2 separate regions of the Homo sapiens genome follow, and region 2 is linked to region 1. The links are chromatin contacts, found by Hi-C or POLR2A ChIA-PET in ENCODE. All regions are on one chromosome and are shown on one strand. Each heading gives the region's core, a stretch centred on a gene start or an enhancer-like site at or near the end of the contact. The rest is flanking DNA. Distances are from core to core; before and after follow the strand shown. Region 1 overlaps LOC101929174 (a long non-coding RNA gene). Region 2 overlaps LOC101929174 (a long non-coding RNA gene).

The links. Hi-C counts contacts between places; a loop is a spot of excess contacts on that map. ChIA-PET counts read pairs that join two places held with the same protein, here RNA polymerase II (POLR2A). Pooled maps may share reads with other maps.
Region 2: a map of PC-9 shows a loop between it and region 1 (4-fold over the local background). The contact joins two enhancer-like sites. A Hi-C loop is called at or near these places in 2 of 168 maps with a recorded cell type or tissue (K562 and PC-9), 4 of 37 single-sample maps with no recorded cell type and 3 of 50 pooled maps. POLR2A ChIA-PET finds 5 or more read pairs at or near these places in 7 of 52 experiments (CD4-positive, alpha-beta memory T cell, GM12878, MCF 10A and 4 more).

Annotation. Positions count from the first base shown.
Region 1 is chr11:88,383,144-88,385,843 of GRCh38, reverse strand. The region is part of intron 2 of LOC101929174 (a long non-coding RNA gene); the gene reads right to left. Among named protein-coding and RNA genes, the nearest start is that of CTSC, 47 kb to the right of the region's middle. Within about 2 kb of position 1,388, at least 4 of the 41 ENCODE cell types and tissues checked have a DNase peak (open chromatin) inside an H3K27ac peak, as active enhancers do; they include GM12878 and PC-9, where a contact is called at or near this core.
Region 2 is chr11:88,420,338-88,423,037 of GRCh38, reverse strand. All of the region lies in intron 2 of LOC101929174 (a long non-coding RNA gene), which reads right to left. Among named protein-coding and RNA genes, the nearest start is that of GRM5-AS1, 83 kb to the left of the region's middle. RefSeq lists a cis regulatory region at 1,125-1,500. Within about 2 kb of position 1,322, at least 12 of the 41 ENCODE cell types and tissues checked have a DNase peak (open chromatin) inside an H3K27ac peak, as active enhancers do; they include GM12878 and PC-9, where a contact is called at or near this core.

The sequences.
Region 1 (2,700 bases), core at 139-2,638:
GGGAGCACACAGAAGGAAGAGATGATCATCATAAAAGCAGTTAGAAGAATACAACTGATATTTTAATGAATTTCTAAAAGCTAGATGTAGATCAGTGTGAATTTAATACCCTGGGAGTCCTAGATACATGGGAAGCCCATTCTTTCTCACTGGTTTGTTTGTTTCACTGCCCCTTGCAGAGCAGGGATACCCCACAGGCAGTGTGCCCAGAGTAGCCCTCACTAGTTTGTTTTTTTTGTTTTTGTTTTTGTTTTTTGTTTTTTGTTTTTTGAGACAGAATTTTGCTCTTGTTGCCCAGACTGGAGTGCAATGGCACAATCTGGGCCCACTGTAACCTCCACCTCCTCGGTTCAAGCAATTCTTCCACCTCAGCCTCCCAAGCAGCTGGGATTAGAGGCATGTGCCACCATGCCAGGCTAATTTTGTATTTTCAGTAGAGACCGACTTTCTCCATGTTGGTCAGGCTGGTCTGGAACTTCTGACCTCAGGTGATCCACCTGCCTCAGCCTCCCAAAGTGCTGGAATTACAGGCATGAGCCACTGCACCTGGCCTCACTAGTTGTTTTCCATGTGCATCCATCACGTGTTCATGAGAAAGGTGGGGACGGGGACAGAGACCTGAAAGAGCTGCATTAGTGACATGGGATGCTGCGCCTGGCTAGGTGTGTGGGTGGAGGAGGAGCACTTGGAGAAGCCCATTTTGTACTCTAGGCCCTGCATGAGTATAAGGTGGGGATTGGCTGCCACTTGGGAATAGAAAGGAATGCTGAGGCTTCTGTGGACAGGGACTAGGACAGGGACTATGTAAGTTTGAGGCTGCAGCAGGAGAGCCAAGAAAATTCTGCTCCCGCCTTACTCTCAGTAACAAACATCACCAGCCTATCACTAAGGGAAGGGCAAGGGCACAGAGAGAAACCACCAATGTGGTTTAGGAGTGCAGGCCTACAGAAAGCCAACGGTGGAACAGGAATTCTAGGAGAAAGCCTCTAGCACTCTGGGCCATGCATTAAGCACAAGATAGTGGTGGTTTGCACTAAAGGAATTTGAAGTCTGTGGTACACAGAAGGAACCTAGCAACCGAAAAGCCCAAAACCAGCTCAGCAACAGACTAGATTTACTCAACCCTTCCCTTCAAATTGCCTGATAGAAGAAAAAACTGAAAACTTCCAGGCATAAATTTTAGTCACCTCGTCTCAGTTTTATTCATCTAGTTTCAATTTCTTCCTTTTACTAACAATGTCTGACATTTATCTAAACATTATGGAACACATAAAGCAAGTAAAAGGACATATGCTCAAGAAAGAAAAGAAATGAAGAGAAGCAGACATGGAGACACCTCAGAGGTTGACAGTCAGACAGGGAGCTTAAAATAACAATGACTAATACGCTGAAGGAATCGGGTAGTGGAAAAGGTGAATCCATGCATGAAAAGATGGGAGATATTCAGAAGGAAGGAGGAAAGTTTAAAAAGAATCAAATGGAAATGCTGAAAATAAAAACACAATATCAGAAATGAAGAATTACTTCAACAGGCTTTTCAGCAGAATAGTCAGAGAAATGGAAAGCAGCAATAACTTGAAGATAATTAAAACACAAAGAGGAAAAAAAGAGCTAAAAGGCAAACAGAAGCATGGAAGAGTTGCGAAACCAGACAAAATCATTTAATATACACATACTTGGAATCTCAGGAGGAGAAGAAAGAATGAAGCAGAAGAAATATTTGAAGAGATAAAGGCCAAGACTTTTTCAAATATAATGAAAGATAATAAACCAGAGTTCCTGAAGCTTCAGAGAAACCTAAGCAGCAGGACAAATTTATTTTAAAGAGATTTCAATTATATATTAAAGATATTTACAAATATTAAATCTGTTCTATACACCCACATTGTAAATTATATTTTAAAGGCAATTATATTTTAAAGACATATAAAAAACTAAAGTCTGTTATATTTACCCACATTATTACTGTGTCCAAATGCCTTTGTGTGTCTATGCATGTGCATGAGTGTGTCTATGCATGTACATGAGTGTGTCTGTGTGTTTTCCTTCAGAAGTTCATCTGATATCATGCTCAGTTTGCCAGATCTTGCTGTAACATCTCTTTTCATGCAAATTGGCTGGCAATAATTTATCTCAGTTTTTGTCGTCTGAGAAGCACATTGCTTTCTTATTTGCAAGATGTTTTCACAGGGCATCATTGTAGGTGGTGAGTTGCTGTTTCTGTGTTTGCTTTCCATATGTCAAATAAGCAACTTTATTGTCTTCTGTCTGGCCTCGTTTCAGAAGCCAAGTCTGCTATTTCATATCTGCTTCCTGGTAGAAATTGTTTCTTTTCTCTTTGATTGACTTCAAGATTTTCCCTTTACCTTTGTTTTCTTAATCATTTGACCGTGAAGAGCTAGAGTTTTTCTTCATATTTATCCTGAAACTCTGAAATTAGTATATCAGATAACACATCTCATTTATTTTTTGAGGCCAGCATTGTTCTAGCAGCAAAACAAGATACTCTTAAAAAAAGATTAATATTAATAATTTAAAAAAATGAGCAAGTCAAATCAGAAATGTATTTTAAGAAAGGAAAATATATCATGAACAAATAAGGGATTACTATAGAATTCAAGGTTTGGGGCCTGGCGTAGTGGCTCACACCTGTAATCCCAGCACTTTGGGAGGCTGAGGCCAGTGGATCACCTGAGGTCA
Region 2 (2,700 bases), core at 73-2,572, 37 kb before region 1:
TGTCTGTGTTTTGTTTTGTTTTAATTTATTTTATTTATTTATTTATTTATTTATTGTTTGAGACAGCCTCACTCTGTTGTCCAGGCTGCAGTCCAGTGGTGCGATATCGGCTCACTGCAACTTCCGCCTCCCGGGTTCAAGTGATTCTCCTGCCTCAGCCTCCCAAGTAGTTGGGATTACAGGAGTGCACCACCACGCGCAGCTAATTTTTGTATTTTTAGTAGAGACGGGTTTCACCATGTTGGCCATGCTGGTCTTAAACTCATGGCTTCAAGTTATCCATCCGACTTGGCCTCCCAAAGTGTTAGGATTACAGGCGTGAGCCACCATGCCTGGCCTGTTGTCTTTGTTTTAAAAAGTAGGTAGCATTTGGACATAGAAAGACAAGGAGAAAAATCTAGGGAATTTTTTCTAACCTAGAGAATTAAACAGGTACATTTTGCCGGCCGGCACTATGGCATATGGTAGGCAAGAAGCAGTAGGGGTGGAAAGAAGAGAGAGGTAATCTGGAGACTTCTAGTCAGTCCAACCCTTGGCATTTCACAGACTGGAACCCATAGAGTCAATATAGAAACTGAACCAGACCCTTTATTCTGGAGGAATTTCCAGTAGATAATTAAAATTCAGTTTTTACTGCTTGGTCTAGTCTGTTAAAAAAAAAAAAAAAGGAAAAAGTCAATTTTAAAATTGTTCATCAAATTATCTGCTCTGTTTTTTACAATTAGAAAGATACTTACCTTTCCTAAGTCAAGGTCTTACACACAGACACACACACACACACACACACACACACACAATTTTACCTAGTAATTAATACAGAAATCCTATCCCACCTTTTTGACTTTTCTACTCCACCCACATCCCCTAACCCAGGACAATTTCAGCCACTACAAACAAAAAAACTAGCTGATAGAAGTGTAACCCAAACAAATTATTAACAACAACAGCAACAACAATAACATAAATGTTTATTGCATATCCCAATAGGCTTAACCAGCATTAAAATGATAAAGAAAACCTCATTCTGTCTCATCGTCAACTGTTCTACTCTAAAAAAATCTGTTAAAGGTAAGAAATATTTTTTAGAAAGTCAATAAACAAAAAGAAAAAAAAAAAAGTCCCCTGGAGAGTATTAGAGTGTTTACCACTGGGAGAGAGCTGCCCTCTGAAGAATAAAGCCAAATTACTGGCTTTTCTGAGCCTCACTGATGGGGGGAGAGAGGAAGAATTAAGACAGCTGTTCTTGTCTTAGTTGGAGAAGCTGCGAAGAGGAAACTGTGGGTGGTATGTCTGCTGAGTAAGACTTCTCAGAAAAGTGGTTCCTCCAGTTTTCAGGTTCCTGGAGGCCCATGACAGGCTACTTCCTAGCACTCATTCTGAAGACTTTGGGGTCAAGAGCAGCCCTGGCCCCCTATCCCTACTACCTACTGCTATCTCATATTTCCTGTGCTTTGGGGCTTTTCACCTAATAAATAACTGTCCTTTGAGTAAAAACACACCCTCCCAAATGCCAAATATATTTTAGTAATGAACTAGTGCAGGAATGGCCCTTTGAAACTTAGAACAGGCCTCACTGAAAAATAGTACATTCTTGTGACTTTAACCTAGGGTCTTCTATGCTAGTTCAGCTTAAATCCTCTGTTATCTCATTATGGAAAACTCACTTTTGTAGGGTTCCTCTAATTTTCTGCAAAAGCTTCAAATATTTGTTGTTTTAAGTCCTCCTTGTCCATAGAGTCTGACTATGAAAATGGAAAGAATCTTATTTTTAAGGTAGTCTAGCCCCTTAGACTAGTCCAGATTTGACTTCTCCAAGCAACATAATTCAGAGAGCTCTTCAAATAAATGATGCTATGATCCTATCTGGGCATCACCCCAGGAGGCAAGTGTCAGAGGTGCCTCAGACTTCTGGACGCAGGCTCTTTGCACTTACTGCAAAGCCTTACTGTCTCCAGAACACTTCCTTTCTGTTTTCCCTCTCCATCTTGTATTAGGATTCTCTTACCCGTACCGACATCCCATCTCCTTCATGTCTATCAAATCTTGCTAGCAGGAAGGCTGAGATCAATCACATATGGCTCAGTTTGAATTTGAATCCCTACACTCACTGTAACGAAGGAGAAGATTTGCTCTTGACTTGGAGAATTTTAGATTCTTCTTATTTATATGACCAAGAAGAGAAGTTTAAGGGAAGCCTCAAAATTATACCACAAAAACATTTGCTCACTTAGCCCAAACATAAGGCAGATATTGAATATGGTGAAACATGGGCTGGAAAGAGTTGCAAAATTCACTCCCCCCTATGCCCTGGGTCCCTCCTCAGCAGGGACAGCCAAGTTGTTTCCGGCTGACAGCAAACCAGTCCTGATATCCTGTTCTCATGACACACTCAGGCCCTTCACTGTTTCTGTTCATTCCTGACTATCTTTATACCAGTTGGAAATCCTGCTGCCGCAGAAACTAAAAATGACTCAAAAGCACTCCCTCTCTTTCTTCCAAAATTGTGTTTCTGCACAGCCTGTTCTGTGACCATCACATGACTCCACATTTGCTCATCTGTTCTTATCTGCCATCAAGTCCTGCAGGTCTTTCTCTGGAATCCTGTCCCCAACTCATTGCTCTTTCTCGTCTCTCCACAGCCTGGTTCTGAGACAGAGGGCAGCAATTTCTCATCCCAAATGCCTCGTCTGGGCTTGCAGA